Linked DNA regions of Mus musculus: region 1 is linked to region 2. Evidence: chromatin loops called from intact Hi-C (ENCODE). Cell type or tissue: left cerebral cortex. All regions are shown on one strand. Each heading gives the region's core, and the rest is flanking DNA. Links, peaks and the distances in the headings are about the cores only.

What was found. A loop is a pair of places that touch in the nucleus more often than their neighbours do. Peaks named below come from ENCODE experiments on the same cell type or tissue, not always from the same donor. Only the 100,000 strongest peaks of a DNase experiment are listed, where the experiment ranks them.
Region 1: it touches region 2 in a loop (2.7-fold over the local background); 1 of 42 quality-filtered maps calls a loop at or near these places.

The regions. Positions count from the first base shown.
Region 1 is chr8:57,535,352-57,545,230 of GRCm38, reverse strand. It overlaps Galnt7 (polypeptide N-acetylgalactosaminyltransferase 7), which reads left to right. Exons shown (of 12, transcript NM_144731.4): 6 at 2,537-2,719; 7 at 5,094-5,211; 8 at 7,023-7,145; 9 at 8,430-8,648. Gm51574 (a long non-coding RNA gene) reads right to left here and starts at 5,022. Exons shown (of 3, transcript XR_003947549.1): 1 at 4,898-5,022; 2 at 4,742-4,783; 3 at 3,276-3,793. In left cerebral cortex, for the core only: a CTCF peak has its summit at 4,870 (motif pointing left); DNase peaks (open chromatin) are centred at 3,679 and 4,856.
Region 2 is chr8:57,646,850-57,656,728 of GRCm38, reverse strand. Galnt7 (polypeptide N-acetylgalactosaminyltransferase 7) reads left to right here and starts at 3,674. Exons shown (of 12, transcript NM_144731.4): 1 at 3,674-3,876. The coding sequence starts at 3,751. AW046200 (expressed sequence AW046200) reads right to left here and starts at 4,976. Exons shown (of 4, transcript NR_040698.1): 1 at 4,742-4,976. In left cerebral cortex, for the core only: a CTCF peak has its summit at 4,919; DNase peaks (open chromatin) are centred at 3,905, 4,193, 4,536, 4,816 and 3 more places; H3K4me3 peaks cover 2,694 bases; H3K27ac peaks cover 1,798 bases.

The DNA of each region.
Region 1 (9,879 bases), core at 1,346-9,345, 110 kb after region 2:
CTAGTTTGCCAGATGTTGTGTGAGAAGTGTTTTCCTTGCACTGTTTGTTTCCCGGGTGGAGCTAGGTGGATGCTTTGGGCTGACCCAAACGTAGCCAGCCTGTATTGGGGAGAAGCTAGGTGTCCCCTTGCAGAGCTGTCTCCATCTTCTGTTGAGACTTTGACATTAATTGTCTCTTCTAAACGGGATAAATGCTCTGAAGACTTGTCATTAAGCCATTGGGTTTCTTCCAGCTTTGAAATGATTACATTAGATGGTAAAGGGTCAACTCTTCCTTGGGTCAAGTCTCTGGGTTCCTATGGAAACTTCAGGGTTGAGGAATAGAGAGCTGTGCCATGGAAAGATAACCATTAAGTTTACAGACCCATCCGAAACACCATCATCCCTCGCTCCATCAGTCCCTCGCTCCATCGGTCCCTCGCTCCATCGGTCCCTCGCTCCATCAGTCCCTCGCTCCATCGGTCCCGTGCTCCATCGGTCCCTTGCTCCATCGGTCCCTCGCTCCAAAAGCTTTTGCTTCCTCCCCAGAATACTGACTATTTCAGAATCTAGGCAAAGGCAGCCTATTCTTGTGTTGAATGGCACGGGCCAGATGAAGAACTTGGAAGTCTTTGTCATCAGGTTTAAGGTGAAGGAAGGCCCATGATAAACACCGTCACATGCCGTCTGGCTTCCTCCCACAGCAGCCCTGCCAGGTAGACATGATCAGCCAGCCATACTTTAAAAATCGGCACTAAGGCTTAGGAAAATACATGTGCCACAAGTCCAGTATTTAACGAACTGGCAGACCGATTTCTGGGCATTTTTACATTTCACCATTTATTTTAAATTGTGAATAGCACGTGACAAGAGGAAGGATACCTGACCAGGTGGCCAGGTCACTGTCTCCAGGGCAATGTGGCAGTCTACCCAGCAGCAAGAAAGGGGCTTTCCAGGTTTCCGTGGGAAGCTCGTGTGTCACACCGTGGCCCTCCTGTGAGTTTCTGTTCAGGAAAGAAGTAAGCTCACTTCTAGAATTCCCTTCTATCCTACCAAGGCTCTAAGCCCCAGAGATTTTTTTTTCTCTGTGATCTCCATTTTGAGAAGCCTAGTCTCTGTCCCTTCTGATATGATGAGCAGAGACCAAGGTCATTGTGACTGTGATGGCAGCTTAGCACCCAGCTGGTTATTCAGTGCCAGCACTTTCCTAAACCCAACTGCAAAGCAAGTATTTTTGTTTTTTTAATCCTTCACATTCTTGGTTCATTCCTTAAATTCCTCAGTAGATCCTGAAAACACAACACAGAACCTGAGGTTTTAGTTTTGTTCAAGTGGCTTGTTTTAAAGGAGGGAAGAAAATTAAATAAAAGCAGGAAAGATGTGTTCATAATAACTCCTCCCAAAGGATCAGAAAGGAACGAAGAGCTGGAAGAAGCTGTTAAGAACGTGCTGTCAGAGGAAGTGCATACACACTTTTATTTTTAATAGGGGACACAGAGAAAGCAACCGGGAGAGAGCTCCTGTTTTTTTTTTTGTTTGTTTGTTTGTTTTTTTTGTTTTGTTTTGTTTTTTTTTAGGTATTTTCCTCATTTACATTTCCAATGCTATCCCAAAAGTCCCCCATACCCCCCCACTCCCCTACCCACCCACTCCCACTTTTTGGCCCTGGCGTTCCCCTGTTCTGGGGCATATAAAGTTTGCAAGTCCAATGGGCCTCTCTTTCCAGTGATGGCAGACTAAGCCATCTTTTGATACATATGCAGCTAGAGTCAAGAGCCCCGGGGTACTGGTTAGTTCATAATGTTGTTCCACCTATAGGGTTGCAGATCCTTTTAGCTCCCTGGGTACTTTCTCTAGCTACTACATTGGGGGCCCTGTGATCCATCCAATAGCTGACTGTGAGCATCCACTTATGTGTTTGCGAGAGAGCTCTTGTAAACAATACAGAATTAGTACAGGATAGCTGCCACTAATGCCGCAGTTACAAGGAGGAAGCGTCTAATAATCTCCGCAGCATGGCCCTTGTTTGGATAGCTAGGATATCCTTCCATTCTGCCCTTCCGCTAACACAGGCTTGGCCGTCCCGAGACCTTATTTTACTCTCTACCCCCATTAGACAGTCGTTTTCCTAATACAGAGTGCGACCAAGACAGGCGGAGCCCGTGTAGCTAGGCGTGGTGACCTAGTCAGTTTGGGGTTCTTAAATGCGTTTTCATTTTCTGTAAATGTTTCAGAGCTACATGTACTGTGCCTCTAATAGATTACATAGACGGGAATGATTATTCCATTGAACCACAGCAAGGTGGGGATGAAGATGGTTTTGCCAGAGGGGCCTGGGACTGGAGTATGCTATGGAAACGTATCCCACTAAGCCACAAGGAAAAGGCCAAAAGAAAGCATAAAACTGAGCCTTATCGGTAAAGAGTATTACTTTACTTTTTTTTATGTTGAATGTTTACCTAAGTCCTCTTTTTTTTTCCTTCCCTATGAACTCGTGTAACTATGTGGGTCCATACATGTTTCCATTTGATCTTGCTGCATCATCAACACAACACAGAACCATTTGCACTGTGCCGATTATAGATGTCATAAGCGGCAACACATATGAAATTATACCCCAAGGGGGTGGTGATGAAGATGGGTATGCCCGAGGAGCATGGGACTGGAGTATGCTCTGGAAACGGGTGCCTCTGACCTCTCGAGAGAAGAGACTGAGAAAGACAAAAACTGAGCCGTATCGGTAATCACTAAGTCGCTTACCTACCTCCCCCCTTTCTCTGGTTGCTGCTAACCTATTAACCCTCTGGCCCTGCTGAAACCTCCCTGTAAGAACTGGAGCTGTCTGTCCCCTCAGATCCCGACAGAGCTTTTACTCCTTGCAGCCTCAGCGCTTTGATGAATTCACATTGGCTCCTCGAACAGCTTTCACCCAAAACGCAAGCTCCGCTAATGTGAATCTGTGAATCGGACTCTTTCATTCGGGAAACAGAAATCTGTTCTTATCAATGAAGCCTAAGCAGGAAGGGAAGAAACAACCCTTTCCTGCTGTCCTAGGAGACCAAACGACAGAGTGTATTCTGTACATTCAAACCACATAAACTGTGGACAGCTCCAGACTTGCAAGTGGCCCCCTTGAAGTCTTGGGTGCAGCATTCAACGGGGAAGGACACACCAGCAAGAGGATGTTGAGTTCTCCCCCCTTTGTTTTGTATGCTAAATCTCTGATACTAATTTTGTATCAGTTAAATGTGATGAATACAAAAAAAAAACAAAAAAACCCACTTTAGAAAACGTTGCATAGAATCCTTTGTTGCTTGGTTCTCAAAAGATTGCTTGATTAACAGAAAGCTCCATCCCCATGTTGGCTTGTGGCTCTTCAAACAGAATGATCGACTTCACGATCTCCTTTTGATCTTCTAATTGAAACATTTTACAGGCTTTCAAAAAGAAAAAAGTGGCCCCCAAATGAAATGTGTGGACATGTAGCCCATGTCCACAAGTGTTTCCTGTCTGTCTGTCTGTCTATTGTCTGTTCCTCTCCCGTGGTTCTGCTTCCAGTCTGTCTGTCCCAGTCACGGTGCTCAGAATGTCAGAACTCATTTGGAGCAGTGCTTCCGTGTTGTGGGTTTGGGTATGTTGTGATCAGGACGCTGGATGGCAAACATGAGGAAATGACCAAGCTTTTCCTGGGCGTCTTCCAAATTGTCATTCAAAATCGTAAGGTTCAGAATAGTCCCGGAACCTGCTGCTGACCGGTTTGGGCTCACATGTCACCTAGAAGGCAAAGATGCCAACCTTGGTTTGTCCCGCAGTTCTGTAAGAAGGCATATTTTAGAAGTAAGCTTAGGGAAAGTTAAGGGGGGGTCCCTTTAATCAGCTTCCTTGTGGGGATGATAAGCCACCCCTTCCGAGTACGGACTGAGGTGAGTGGGATGTGTTGGAAGAGTGCAAACGTAATGAAATAATGTTCAACGGCAGCTAAGCAAATATGTCTGGGAAGTATAACCAGAATGTACCGGCTTAGTGACTTAAGCAGTGTATTTTAAGAAGAAAGGGCAAACAAGCACAACTCTTTCTTGATGGGACTTTCCGTCAGTCCTAAAAAATAGGAACCTGACTCACTGTCTGCTCGACATGGGGTTGTCGACTGTTTACTAAGCACCGGTCACTATTTTAGGGAAGAGATGGCCTTTTCAAAATATTAATAACTAAATGTGTTCCCAGGGAGTTTATACAATAGTGAGTGGTACACAAATGACACACACACACACCTTTTCACGGTGGAACCAGCGGGACCCAGGAATAGACGGACATTAGTGTGAACAAGGAATACAGAATCCTAACCATATCCAGTTCCTACAGCTTACAAATCATAGTGCATTAATCATTGCTTAATGCTAAGAAGGAATGCCTAGAATACGGTGACATTATTCTGCTATCATTTGTTCAATAGTGGGGGTGACTTGACCCTGAAATGTTATAGACTGGTTTTTCTCCTTCTCCTAAAATGCACCAGACCTAAGATCTGTCCCAGCAAGCCCATGGGGCACCCTTTTGCACCCCCACCTCCTCCTGTAGTGCAAGCTGATGCCCCGTGTCCTGATCCTTAGGTCGCTGCTGTGTTCCCAACTGCAAACTCTGAATGAACCACACTGTTCAACAGTGGTTTATACCATTATCTGGCAAGGCCTTGAGCTATAAAATTTAAAAATGACAGACTCCTTCCCTGATGTATAGTTTCATTCATCCCAGAATGACTCACAAATCACTGAGGGAGAAGTCAGCAGGCAATGTCCACATGGTTCTGTGTTTTGGGAGAGAAAGAGAAAATTTTATCTTAATGGCAGGCTTGTTTAAATCAACAAAAGAACCAAGGTGCCCTCTAGCGGCAAAGCATCGCAGTACTCTAAGGACCTACTTCAGAAGTTTTGGTAAATTCGCCCAGGGATTGAGCACGTTCCTTTGTGAAGGTTTTACAGTTTCTTAATGTTTGGCCATCAGTCTCGCGTCTTCTGTGCATCCTTACACTGTGTTCCCAAAGGCTGTCTGTCTGTTGGTGACGGGGTGCCAGGGCGTTGTGTCTAACAGTCATCACATGCAGTGTCCTTCCTTAGGTCTCCAGCTATGGCGGGTGGATTGTTTGCCATAGAGAAGGACTTCTTCTTCGAACTGGGTCTCTATGATCCTGGTCTCCAGATCTGGGGTGGTGAAAACTTTGAAATTTCATACAAGGTAACATTTCACTCAAACAAATGTTCTTTTCTAACTAGTTTGGGGGGTTGTTTGTTTACTTGGGGGAGTGGGACCTGTCTCTCTCTGCCACACTGGCTGTCCTGGACTTCTTTATGTAGACCAGGCTGTCTTTGAACTCACCAAGATCCATTTGCCTTTGACTCCTAAGTGCTGGGACTAAAGGCATATGCCACCATCCCCTGCCTCTTGTTTACTATGGGGTACCCAAGTTTTCTCACTTTCAAATAAAGCTAATTTGGTTGGTTGGGTGGGTGGGTGGGTGGGTGGTTGGTTGGTTGGTTGGTTGGTTTTAAAGACAAGGTTTCTCTATGTAGTCCTGACTGATCTAGAACCCTCTTTGTAGACCAGGCTGGCTACAGCCAAACTTAGAGGTCTGCCTGCCTCTGCCTCCTGAGTGCTGAGAGTAAGGGTGTGAGACACCAAGGCCAGCTGGGGCCAGTTGGGGGTCGTGGGAGGTGGTACTTGTTTGTTTCTAGGAAAAATACATAATGAGTTTCTCTAAATTATTAGGAATGCCTCAATAAAGCGTAGCTCTTAGGATAAATAAAGTGATTAGTTGTCTGCAGCGCTCAGCCCGGAATTAGGACCCACAAGCTTCCGAAATGGAAATGCCCTGCTCCCAGACTGTTTGCTCAATGGAACCTTGGATTATAGTAGCTTTTTGAAGGGGCTGTATGTTGACCGTCTACTGACATAGGACATGGTGACAGACACAGTCACACAGGGACCAACCTCCTCCCTCTGCAGCGGAGGTGCCGTCCTGCTTGGTCCAACTCTACTGTGGCCCTGTCCCATCTTCAGAGATTCGGGGAGGGACAGAGATTACAGTTTTTCAGATATTCATTCCTTCTTGTCTTAAATATCCTGTGTGTTAGTATTGTGAGGGTTAGACTAGGGACAACTAATCTTTCTTCCAAAGAACTTTTAATTGTCAAAAAACAACAACAACAACCACCTTATAGATCAGAAATATTTGAAAATTATAATGTAGTGAATTTATTAAAAAAAAAAGGCAGAGGCATTCAGTTGATGGTTTAAGAAAATGCCACCACGATCAAGGAAGACTTGGAGCTGGAAATAAGATGCTTCCATAAGCAGAGATAAAGGGAGGAGAGAGGCGGGCCTCCTAAGTGTGTAGAACAAGGGTAGGGGCAAGGGTCTGAGTGTGAAGAGCAAGTGCGGCTGCCGTTAGGTGAGGTCAAGGAGTGTGATCAGGGAAGCCACTAAAGACAAAGTGGGCCGGAGCAGTCAGAGCCATGCTAAAGAGTCTTTAGTGCCACACTAAGAGATTCCCCGCCTCTTGGTTTGATAAGCAGGTGGCAGCCAACAAAGACACTAAGCAAGGAGGTAGAGAACAGGACCCAAAGCTCAGTAATCGCATGCTATAAATAAGGCCAGAGTTCACTAGAGAGGAGGTCAAGGTTATGAAGCCAGTTAGGAGGTGATTACAGTAATCACCCAGCTAGGAAATAGATTAGCATCGGAAACAACAGGTGGTGTTAAGACTGAGTGAGGGTTTGCATTATTTTGAGGTTGTGTGGAGAAAGGGCTCCTGGCTCTGGAAGAACACAGGGAGGAACTCGCTAAGAGTAACTCACTGCTTACCTCACCTCAGCCTTCCTTGTTGTTACTTGTGTTTCTAACGTAATGGACTATTTTAGAATTTGATTAGCTTAGAATTCAATGTGGACATTAGGTCTAATTTAAAATTAACATTTACAGAACAAACTTTTCAGTATTTATTTTTTGCATTTCCGATCACTTTCACAGTATACGTTCTCCCTTGACAGATCTGGCAGTGCGGTGGCAAATTGTTATTTGTGCCTTGTTCTCGTGTTGGGCACATCTACCGTCTTGAGGGCTGGCAAGGAAACCCCCCACCCCTTTACGTTGGCTCCTCTCCAACTCTGAAGGTGAGGTGGTGTTGTTTTTAAAAGGAGAGAAGGGAAGAGAAGTAAAATTTACATACTACAAGGAGTGGAAGTATTTATGCTGTATAACAATATTTGATACACATACACTGTGAACTGGTTAAAATCCATTTAGTTTATAGACTACCTAGCATGCTACCCAATGCCTTGTTATTGACTGTAGTAACTAATGTACGAGAGATCTCCGCATCTTGTTTCTCCTGTGATAGAAGTTTTGTGTCTTTTGCTCAAACATCTCCTCCACAACCTTCCCACTCCCATCCTGTGGTACCCAGCGCTGCACTGTGTTCTGTACACTGGTTTCCTTCACATCCTTCCCGTGAGTGAGCACACACGTTTCTCTTCCCGTGCCTAGTTTATTTCACTCACCATAACGTCCCGTGCTTTGTGGAAGATGATAGACTTTCCTTTTCTCTAAAGGCTGGGCATTCTGTTGGGCATATCACGTTTTCATTATCCATTCATCAGTTGGCAGACCACTTAGGTTCATTTCAAATATTGGTCATTATAAGGAATGCTTGGAAATTCTGCACAGAGGTTCAGGCATCTCATTGGTGGACTGAATCCTCATCTTTAAGGAATGTGCACTATACCGGGGTTGCTGGGCCACAGTTTTTCCTCTTTTAATTTTGGAAGTTCTCACTAATTCTGTCCAAACCTGCAAGTTAAACGTTTGTCAGTGATGACAATGTCCATTTATTTTATTGGTCAGTAGCTGCCATTCCTCTGTGTTGGCCACCTGTGGAAGGCATACAGTTAATTTGCAGTTATAGTAAAATGATTTCATTCTAGTCATGAAAAGATAGACCGAGTCGCCCGAGGAGCAATTCTTCATAATGATGGGTTTGAGGATGAGATTTTCTCCTGTATGTGTCAGTAACGTGGTGCTGATACAAAGGAAGGAGATGAGAATAAACCCCACTGTCCAGCCAGGCTCTCAAAAGCCCTGTCTGGGCTTCACGTTCTTCATCTGTTCATTGAATGAAGAATAGAATAGAATGCATATCTTAGAATGTATGATCTTTCAGCTCAGGAAGGTTGGCTTTTATGTACACTACTTCTTAATTGAGTCTACATACGTGATATTTTTATACTTGGAAAATAACATATTAGTGGTATTTATCTCTTATTCCCATTGATTAAATGTCACATCGTGACTAATGAGTTCAATGTACTTTGTTTGTATTCTGTACATCTAAGGTGGGCGGTTTATGCCTTTACAGTTATTTCTGCATCTCATAATGGCTGCAATTTTTGTTTCTGCAGAATTATGTTAGAGTCGTGGAAGTCTGGTGGGATGAATATAAAGACTACTTCTATGCTAGCCGTCCTGAGTCAAAGGCGCTGCCCTACGGGGACATATCTGAGCTGAAGAAATTTCGAGAAGATCACAACTGCAAAAGTTTCAAGTGGTTTATGGAAGAAATCGCTTATGACATCACTGCCCACTACCCTTTGCCCCCCAGAAATGTCGAGTGGGGTGAAGTAAGTAGCAGCCCTGTATTCAGACATCCAGATGTGCGAATCCAGAGTCAGTGTTTGAAAGAAGGCAGAGAAAAATGGGGAGGCATTCATGGAAGCAGAGAAGGCTTGCAGAAATGTTTAGCTGAAACCACACTGAGAGCATACCCTCTCCTTGTACCAAATCATCAGAGCTGCCCTGACCACGAGACCACACCCCCTCCCAGCCTTTGCACACTTGACTGTCAGCAAATTCTCCCCCATTTCCTCCGCTCCAGCACCCACCATGTCCCTCTGTCATTCTGCCTCCTTTTCCTTCCAGTTTCACTTACTGCTCTTGTCTCGGAGATCATAACTACTAAAGATCATTTCTCTGTTCTCCTGCATCAGAGCCCCTTAGGTCTGCCAAGTTTCTATGGGTTCTCACGACGCTTGCCCACCTTCCAATACACAGGGCATTGGCACAGCCCTTGTCAAAGGTATTGGGCAGTGGTAATAAAGTGAGGCAGAGGCATTGATCTGTTACGGCCATTTCCTATTTCTTCTGACTTGCCTCTGTGGCATCAATTCTGATTGTGCTCACGCTTGTGCCTTATGCCACTGCATGCAGCTGCCTTACAGATAATTGAGCAGACTATCAGCTTTCAAGATCGTGTGTGTTTGTTAATTTGTGCATTCAGCAAATATTGATCACTGCCCCGGTGTGTACCAGTCATTCATCTGGGCAAAAATACAGCCCCCTTTCTTCAAAGAATGTTTATACTGTTCAGGGTAGGGGGAGAGAGAGAGAGAGAAGGGGAGAGTGAGAGAAGAGAGAGGGGAGAGAGAGAGAGGAGAAAGAAGAGAGGAGGGGGAGAGGGGGGGAGACCCAGGAAAGCAAAGAACAAGACAAAATGGTAACAGCTCCAAAGGAAATGAGTGTGAGGTACAGTCCTGAGGAGGTCGGAACGGTAGGATGGCTTTTCTGGGGATATGACATTAGATCTGAAACCTGGATGATAAAGACCTAAGCCAGTCAGAGAGCCAAAAAAAAGAGAGACAGAAAGTGGTGACTTCAAAGATAGGAAATTGCACTCATTACTTATCTGTTGCTGTGCTAAAATAACTTGACTGAGGAAATCCCTGAAAGAAAGAGTTTATTTGGGCTTACGATCCTAAAGGTTAAGAGTCCATCGAAATGGGCAAAATAAGGAATGGCAGCAAGCATGGCGGCTGGAGTAGCAAGCTGGTTGGGAGTTCACATCCTAAACTGCAA
Region 2 (9,879 bases), core at 747-8,746:
TGTCTTGCACTGTCAACATCCTAGGAACACAATGCTAAACGACAACTCAGTCCCTGCCCTTAAAAACGTTGGCTAATTGAGGTGACAGTTGAACAAATACAAAGGCTGAGTTGTGCTCTAAGAGGGACCTTCCAGGTCGATCTTAAATGAAGCAGAAATTTCTAACTTAGCAAGGGAGGGGAGGGCCGATGAGAGCAAAGTTTCTGAAAAAAAATTGACATATGAACTGAAATTTGAATGATTATAGAGTTTATGGGGGCAGCTGATGTAACAATTACGAAGTATGTTATAGAAAAAGGAGCGATATGCTTACAGGTCTACAGGGAAGAAGAAACTTGAGCTGTTTCAGAAACAGAAAATGACGTAGCTGTAACATAGAGAAGCGGTGGTGACCAAGAAGGTACAAGGCTATGCACGCTCACAAACCGAGGCATTCGGATTAATTCTAAGAGCAAGAAAGAGCTGGTGATTGGGGTTTTGAAGAAGAACGACAAAATGTGTTTCAATTACCTCTTCAAAAATGGCTAAGTCAGAAGAGGTCTGTATTGCAGGTGCTATAAACAGTACCCAGCTAGGAAGATGTAGTATTCTACCGTATGAAATCAAAGAGAGCTTTCAATGAACCTTCAAAACATGGTAGGAGACCATTAATCCCCTCAAATGGCAGCCTTTGACAAGTGTTTCATTCCAGATTGAGTACAGCACAGGATTTTTTTATTATGCTTATGATAGGAACAGTAATCTACTGTTAGGGGGACTATCCGGATTTAGATTGAAACTGTGACTCTTTTAGCTTGAGTAGCCACGGTAGACTATCAACAAAGTAGGTGGCAAACAATAGCTTACCAACTGATAGTACTACTGTAAAACAGTCGCCGATCTAATGGAATAAACCCTTCAATGTTTTGTTCTCCGAAGGCAGCCTCTAGGTAGAGAACAATCAGAGGTGAAGTGCTCCTAAGCCCTCTTCTAAGCTTTATTCCCCCTTTGTATTTTTAGTCCAACTATTTCCAGTGTTCCACCAAAAATATTAAAGCCTTCCTACACATCTGACACAGGAATACAACAAACTCCATAGACAAGTCTCCAATGTCATGTAACTTTTTATTCGCAAGTGGAATTAAGCAGTCACAACAAAGTGGTAATTCTTAGGGAGGAGAGGGAGTAGAAGGTGGGGTTCCTGGCCAATATCTTGGTGTACAGGAACAGGTTAGAGTCTAGAAAAGGCTTTTGTAACTGACAATAAAGTTTAATGTTAAGGTGTCAGAAGATACTGCAGGTTTGAAAAGGAGATCTCTGTAGAAAGGCCTGCAGGCGAGCACTGACATTTAGAAATAGTTCCCCTAGCTTGGGTACAGTATGAGGAGGCTAAGATGCCCTGGAGAGTGTAGCCCCAAAGCAGGCACAGTTCCGTGTGTGTGTGTGTGTGTGTGTGTGTGTGTGTGTGTGTGTGTGTGTGTGTGTGTAGGTCCTCTTTAGCAGAGTTCATGTGGGTGATGATTTTTTAAACATCACCAAACCCTTAAAAGGTTCTGACCTGTGGAATCCTGAAAACATTTTAGAGTAAACACAAGATGATTATACTGTTTGGCAAAGACAGTGCATGTGTTGGCAAGATGAGAAAACCTCTGAATTCAAAGAACATCGGACACCAATCTCAGGCGGTAGAAAGCTTAGACGACAGGCGTGAACCACTGGGTACATACTGTCTGCTCAGAAGTTTTATTCCTTTGCAATGAGTCTCCAGCTGGCCTCAGAGGCAAAGGCAACCCTGTCACCATTCACATGTGACCTCATAACCTGTCAGAGACTACTGCTTCTCTTCTTCATATCTCCCCTCCCATTAGGTGCAACTCTTTACTCTCTTCAGGGACCACTAACCCAAGGATCAACAAGTCGGAAACAGCTCAGAGTGGCAATCTCTACATGCAGTAATAGCTGCGGCGTTCACAAGAATTATACCCATAATCACCAAGACTTACCCTATTCGTATTATCTGTGCTTTATTTTATTATCTGCATGTGCACTTGGCCTCAATTATCTCTTTTGGCAATACTATGAAGTATTATAATCATGATTTTGGCAGATAAGGGCCCTAGGCTCAGAGAGGCTAAGTGTGACTTTTTCCTGACCCAATCATTTAACATAGCTTCTCATTTTCTAAAGAGTTCTCTACAAAGGCTAACTGCCAACAAGTGTGGCGAAAATCGTATATTTTAAGGTATACTTTCAGTTTCACTTAAACAATGTTAAGAACTCAGAGGAACACCGGCTTTTACAACCGAATACCTGGTTATCATTTTCTAACTTTTTGGCCTTGCATATTTCAAGTTGTGGTGGCAAGGTCATCTTAGACTACTAACAGCAGTTGGGTGAGCTCCCATCACTTCAGCGATGAGGGCTACTTCCCAGCTATGCTCATAATCACAGTCAGTTTTCCATCTTCTCAATAGTGGACAACCATATCTGAATAACAATGCATATACTGTTGATCACTAGGGGAGACTTAACCAAGTTTCACTTGTTTCGAAAGCAAAATACATGCAGATAAGGCAATATTAGGATTAAAAAGGTCAATTTACGCCATCCTTAAACCTGCTACCGAAAAGCATTTGTTCAACAAATTGAGTAGTTTAGGGGTATGGCACACACTGCAGACTGTGATTTAAAGTGATTGACATCTTTGGCACAATGTACAAGGGAGAGGCGTGTAGCTAAACATTTGCCAATATCCTTTCCTGGAAAAGTCAGTTGTGAGAGAAGCAACGATGCATGTACGGAACGTTTTAAAAGCCCGAAATCCACTTTCCCCAGAGTAGGAACTTGCAAGTCCATTAACAGGGACCGTAGTGAGAATTAGCTAGTCGACTTGGCTTTCTAATTAGCCCAAGAGAGAAGGCAATACTGCCTTTCCAAGTGAGTCCTCTTTTAGTTCTGTGGTGTTTGCACATCTCACCTGGGCCTTTCGATTACAAATCCACCTCCTTAAGGAGCCCTGTGAAAAAACAAGATTAAAAAAAAAAAAAACAGCTATAAATCAGCCACGTGGAGTTACTGCTGCAGCAGCGGTGGCTGACTTCCTGGTTTCCTTCCTGCAAGCCTCTGGCTGGGGAGATTGAGCAGTGGGCGTCGGGAAGGGCAGGGCAGCCTAGGGCGTCTGCAGGTCCACCTGAGGGGCACCGGGCGGCAGCATCCTGGCAGGGCACGGGCGTCAAGGACAGAGTTTTGGTCCCTAATTACAATAAAAGTTTGGGGATCTGCAAGCTTTAGGAAGCGGAGCCTTAGGGCAAAGGCTAAGACCAGACCTGGGGGAAAGTGTTAAGTTAGTTCCAAGGTTACTAGGGACTCGCGGGTGGTGGGGGGTGGGTTCTCGCGGTCGCGGGTGGAGGAAGGGGGTACTGCGGAGCTAGAGCGGGCAGGTAGAGAGAAGGGAAGCCTGGAAAGCTACACACGCCGGCCGGTCGGAGCTCTGCGGAGGCCGGCGGAGGGGAGGGGGTGCGGCAGAGCAGTGCAGAGGCAGGCGCGGGGAGGGGGCGGAGGGGCGAGCCAGGGGAAGGTAAAGCCGAGGGGAGTTCCGGATCTGGTGCTGGAGAGGGCAGGCGGTGGGGAGGGCGGCGGGCGTAGTGATCCGGGGGGGGGGGGGGGGGGAAGGAGGAGGAGGAGGAGGAGGGCCGGGGGAGGGGGAAGGAGGGAGGGGAGAGCGGTGGCGGCGGCTGCGCCGGGCTGTGTGTCTCTCGCCGCCGGAGGAAGATGAGGCTGAAGATCGGGTTCATCTTACGCAGTTTGCTGGTGGTGGGAAGCTTCCTGGGGCTCGTGGTCCTCTGGTCTTCCCTGTCCTCGCGGCCCGACGACCAGAGCCCACTGAGCAGGATGAGGGTGAGTGACCCGCCTGGCCCCCTCCGGCAGAGGCGACCTGCAACTTGTTTTTTTGCGCGCGCGCGTGAGTGTGTGTGTGTGTGTGTGTGTGTGTGTATGTGGCGGGAGCAAGGGGCGGCGGGGTCGCGGCCGCGTGGGCGCCGCAGCTCCGCAGGTGGCGCTGGCCCGGCGCCGGCCGATCGGGGGCGCCTAGCCCTACGCCGCGGGTACCCCTCGGCCGCCGCCGGCCCGCCCCCTGGCCGCCCCTTCCTCCCGCGCGTCCCCGCCCCGGGTTCAGCGCCGTCACCCGCGCTACTGCTGCTGCTGCCGCTACCGCGGCCGCCGCGGCGGCCGTGGTGGCGGCTATAGGCGGCCGCTCCAACGCCGGGACTGCCGGGGCGGAATCGCAGGACAGAGTCGGCTCCCCGGAGCCGAGGCTGCTCGGCGTCCGACTCGGGGCTACGACCCCCGCGCTGGCGGCAGGCGGGCGCGGGGTTGGTCCGAGCTGCGGCCTGTGGCGCGTGCAGGCCTGAAGGAGGCGAGATGCCGGCGCCGCCGCCGTGGTCCGGTGGAGCAGGCCCCGCGGTCCAGCCTCTCCTGTGGTCCCCGCCCAGTCCGGGTGCTCGCCGCGGGGGCGCCCCTAGCCTGTCCGCCTCGGGCTCCAGCCCACGGCGCCGCCTCTCCGCAACTCCCGTGGCCGGGAGCCGGGTGCAACGTGTAGCTGAGGCCTCGCCCCGCACCCCTTGTCCCTTCGATTCCCGGACAGGGGAGAGACACGTCCCCACCCGGATCGGCGTCCCTGCACCGGGGCGCCTGGGAGCCCCGGTCGCCCGCTGTGCTCCCTCGTCCTGCGGATCCGGAGCGGGCTCCAGTCCCCCGGCCCTACCTGGGCTGCTCCGGCCGAGGACCTAACTTGTGCCGGCTCCTGGCCGCCCCTCGCTGCCTGTTCCATCAGCCTGACGCCGAGAGGCGCGCTCCGCTGGGACGCATCCGTCTGCCGCCCTCGGCGCCGGCGTTAGTCTTGACAGTCCCGGCTTTGAGGGTTTAGTCAGGCTTCTCGGAACTTTAGTTACCGGGATCCGGCCACTGCGCTACGCTCGCCCCGGCAGTTGGCGGCGCGAACTGCTTCGCACCTCCCCAGCTTAACCCCCACCCCCTCAGCTTGGTGAACCGTTACACCCCCTGCTCCCCCGGAGTTCCTCATCCCCGAGCCCTCCAAGCCCCACAACCTCGAGTCCAGGTTAGACTCAGAAGAAGTGGGAGACACTAGGAGTTCTGGACACAGACGCTGAGCAGCCGTGGGAGGAGTCTCTTAAGAAAGTGCCTTCTGCAAAATCAGCGTTGCAGCTACATAATCTACTTTATTAATTTTACTTTTGGAAAGTTAGCGTCAGGAAGTTGAGGGGAAAAGCTTGTGACGACCTTCCAAGAGTAGGGCTCTTCAGTTGATGCTTATGACACACACAACTTAATCTGTAAATTGCTGCATTTGGGGCTGGCCTTACTGAAGTGGAGTCTCACCAAAGTCTAAATTGATGAATTTTTTTTTCCTTTTCACTGTGTTTGGAGTGATTTTTTTTTTGTATATTTTTGCTCTCAAACTGATTTGATGAGATGAATATTGAAATTGATTTTTTCAAGTCATGAACTGCTCTTTTATATAAGAGGCATTATATGATGCTGAAAATCCTAAGCCCCATTTTTCTGAGAAGGAAATTGAAAACCTGCTATAACTAGTTATGTTCAAAATGTCCTGTAGTTCTGATCCTTTTAAAGCCATGATTGGACCCAGCACGGTGGCGCCTGCCAGTAATCCCAGCATTTGGGGAGCTGAAGAAGGTCATATATAAGTTCAAGGACAGCTAGGCCTATAGGAGACTCTAGTCTCAAAAAGTTGGAAAAAGAAGTTGGGGTGCATCATAACTTCTTTCTAGGTAGTTTATTAGTGTTGATATATAATAAACTATAGTGCCCACCTTACTGTCTATAAAGTGAGCATAACTTAATTTTTTTGTACAATTTATTTGATAAGTTTGCCAATGGACCTAGTATAACTTGTCATTTCTGTATTTTGCCCAAGATAGACAAAGATTTTTCAAGATTTACTAGCATTGTATTAAAAAGAATGCTCAGGTATCAGGGGGCATTAATAACTTACGAGCAAATAGTAATCTAAAGCGATTTAGGTGTCAGATGTCATAAGAGTGTTTGTTCATTAAAGACTGCCTCTTCCCTCTGATTAAAAGGAACCTGTGGGTTCTTGAGACCCAGTGCTAGGGGAGAGTTAGGGCCGATTGGGATGCTGAGTCCCAGAGTCCTGGGTTTTTCCTCTACCTTGTGGTACTTTTCCGTTGAGGTTGCAGGTCTTTTATGAGGACCTGCTTCTCTTTCTTGGATGTGGGTTCTATATGTGGCCTCTTTGATCCCTCCAGAAGGAAAGTTCTGCCTCTGCTTCCACCAGATAGGCCCGTGGCTCCGTCCACTCAGGACCGCTTCTGTCTTGAACAGTTGTTATTACAGGAAGTAAAGAGCACTTTGAAGATGTCTTTGCTTTAATTTTGTAGAGCAGTGAGGTGAAGACAAAAATTCCCTCTTCTGAGCCTCTTGGCGTTTGTCAAAGCTGAATGATATTTTAAATATCCTTACCTTTCCAGTCTGTCTGAAGATGACCTTAGACTTCTGATCCTGCGGCCTTTACCTCTTGAGTGCAGGGATTAAAGTGCAGTCGTGTATCACCATGCTAGATGTGTAGAGTGCCAGGGAATCTTTTGCATGGTCAGAAAACATGTTGCCCATGGAGCTATGTCCACAACTCTATTACATGATCATTTCTGTTCATATAGTCAAACATTTGTGAGTGCCTGCTGTATACTAGGTCCAGTGCTCACAATTTAAGGAAACACGTCTTGCTTTAGTTTCACGGGGTTTGCAGCCTGGTGAGAAAAATACATGTTATCAAGCCTTGGCAAATATACAGATACAATTGTGCTATGAAAGGAACACATGAATACACTTGTGTTATGAGGGGAAACCTTACGAGGTGAGAAAAACGGAGAGATTTGAGTATACAAATCTTATTTAAATAACTGACCTTTGAGCTGAAATCTAAAGGTTTGAACTGCACGTGGGGCAGGGCAGTCCTGAAAGGAGCAGAAGCAGCGGGTACAAAGGTCCTGAGACCTGAAGTAGCAAGGATACGGTGAGAAACTGGAAGGTCAATGTATGGAAACACGGAGAGTGTGTTGGTTAGGGTTTTACTGCTGTGAACAGACAGCGTGACCAAGGCAACTTTTATAAGGACATTTAAGTGGGATTGGCTTACAGGTTTAGAGGTTCAGGCCACTATCATCAAGGCAGAAACATGGCAGTGTCTAGGCAGGCACAGTGCAGGAGGAGCTCACAGTTCTACATCTTCATCTGAAGGTCTCTAGAAGACTGGCTTCCAGGCAGCTAGGATGAGGGTCTTAAAGGCTACGCCCACAGTGACACACTTCCCTCCAACAAGGCCACACCTCTGAATAGTGCCACTTCCAGGGCCAAACATGTCCAAACCACCACAGAGAGTTATACTAAATAGAATGATACTACAAACAGGCTAGATCTTGTGGACCACGCTAAGAGTTTACATCTTAAGTGTAGGAAGTCACTGAAGGGTGTAAGCATGAAAGAGATGACCAATATTCATGTTCTAGAAAGATCGCTGTAGCTCCCTGTAAGGAAGTGTGCATGCGTTGGTTTGTAGACCAGATGACAGGAGGCCCACAGTAAAAGTTGGGGTCACACCTGACATTGTTTGGCCAGATGGTTGCTGTGATTATGTAAATTGGTTCAAGTGCAGCCAGAGATGTAAAGGCCCCAAGATTTGGAAGGTGGACGTGGAAGGGGAGATGTCAAGAAGTCTAGATGATAACTGTTACATTAGGACAAGCTAAGAAGACAAGATTGTGCATTCTGTTTGTGGTTTATAAGTAAGCTTTTTTTTTTAATTGATAGTTTAAGATCACCACTTATTAAATAAAACTAGTGTGTTCCAGAATGACACCGTCTTCCCCAGGCATACTCCCTGACTGTTCTCATGCTAAGTCATAAACTTGGAAGAGAGCAAGGTTTGCAGTGGAAATGTTGGCAGGTCTTTAGCTTTAGAGTGTGTGTTCAAATGTGCAGTATTGGGGAGACCTGTGTGCAAACTGATACTTTTCTGTGCAGAATCCAAGGCAGCTAAGTTCATTGCCTTCTCAATAGGACTGATTCAGCCACTGATTCTTTGCAAGAGGTTTTAAGTGGCTAGGCATGATGGGAAGAAGAGAGGGGTCCAGCTTAGTTGGGCATTGGTGCATGGGCTGATCTCTGTCAGGTTGCAGGGTACCAGTCACTTCAGTGCACTGAGGATGGATGGGCTCTTCATCCTGAGCCTTTGCCTCAGGTGCAGATGGCATTTGTGTGAAACCATCACTTAGGTAGAGCAGAAGCCTCCAGTGGCCTTCACCCAGCTACGCGTTCCACAGGCCTCAGAAAGTCTTTGTTTTCTTACTTTCAAGCTTGCACTCTCCACGTCCCACATGGCAATAGAAGCCCCAGGTTATCAAGTTTAAGGCATTTGAGTTCGAAGATTACCAAAAGCATCTGTGTATGTGCGTGCGTGCGTGCATGGGGGGGCCGGGGGGCTTTGTTTAAGCTTCAGAACAGACTGACTACTTCAGAGGCAGAATTCTTGTTCCCTGATCATAACCCCTCTTTCTGTCTCTGTCTCTGTCTCTGTCTCTGTCTCTGTCTCTCTCTCTCCCTCCCTCCCTCCCTCCCACCTTCTCTCTCTCTCTCTCTCTCCCTCCCTCCCTCCCACCTTCTCTCTCTCTCTCTCTCTCTCTCTCTCTGGTACTGAATTTACAGAAATTTACTGATCAATTTCCTTTTGGATGAAATAACCTAAAGTGAGGTGTTGCCTCTTTTATGGTCTCTCTGTAAGCCTCAGCATTTATTTGGTAGAGCCCCCAGATTGCTGTATGTTGTGGTTCTGTGGGAAGGTTCTCTACTGAGTGGCCTTAGTCAGGCTGGGGAGCACCCTGCTTTCAGAAGTTCCTTCCTCCCACTTAGGCTTCACAGAGGCTGCTCATAGGTTGCCAAGTGCAAGTCCACGTTCTCTTATCTTATCTCTTATAAGAAACAAAGCTGTTCTTTAATCCAGTAGCTGTATAAGCAGACAACAGGAGGGCATCTCGAGGAACTGTGGCCTACTTTGATTTCCATTGCTGTGATAGACACCATGCCAAAAAAGCAACTTCGGGAGGAAAGGGTGCATTTTACACTTGAAACACTTGATATTCTCCATCCGGGAGGAAAGTCAAAGCAAGAACTTGGAGGCAGAAACTGAGGTAGAATGTTGGAGAAAGCCTGCGGAGTCGGAGCGATTGTTCTCCAGCTTCCAGTCAGCTGTTTCACGTCTGCCTCCTAGGATCAGGAGCTGCACTGCTCACTGGGAACTGGGACTCCCACACCACATCAATCAGTAATCTAGAAAACATCCCTGTAAACTTGCCTGCGGGCCAGCCCGATGGAGGCATTTTCTCAATTGAGGTTCAAGTTGACAAACAAAAACCTAACCAGCACCAAATGTTTTTGTTAGTAACAATTGGTAGAGAAGGCTTAAAAATGACCATTTGTGGGGTGCATCCTTTTCAGCAAAGAGGGACTGAGAACTGCTGAACGTCGTTGGATTTGGATCACTCCTTTGTCTGGTAGGCCAGCCGTGTGGAATGGAGGATAAGAGAAGGGTAGGGGTGGGCTTCTTTATACGCTGTCACGTGTCAGGCTGAAGGAAATTGGAGAGAGGGAAAGGAATGCATTGGGAATGGAAAGCAATTTTTCAATTGGCACCATGAGTGAACGACTGTTTGCAAATTCTAACTTAGTAGTTATACATAAAGGGAAAAAATTAGTTGGTCAGCAGAATGTGACTAGCTGAGTGCAGGGAAATTATGATCGTTCAGCTTCAAAGTAGGTAATTGCCTTTGTTCATATTTTGAATGC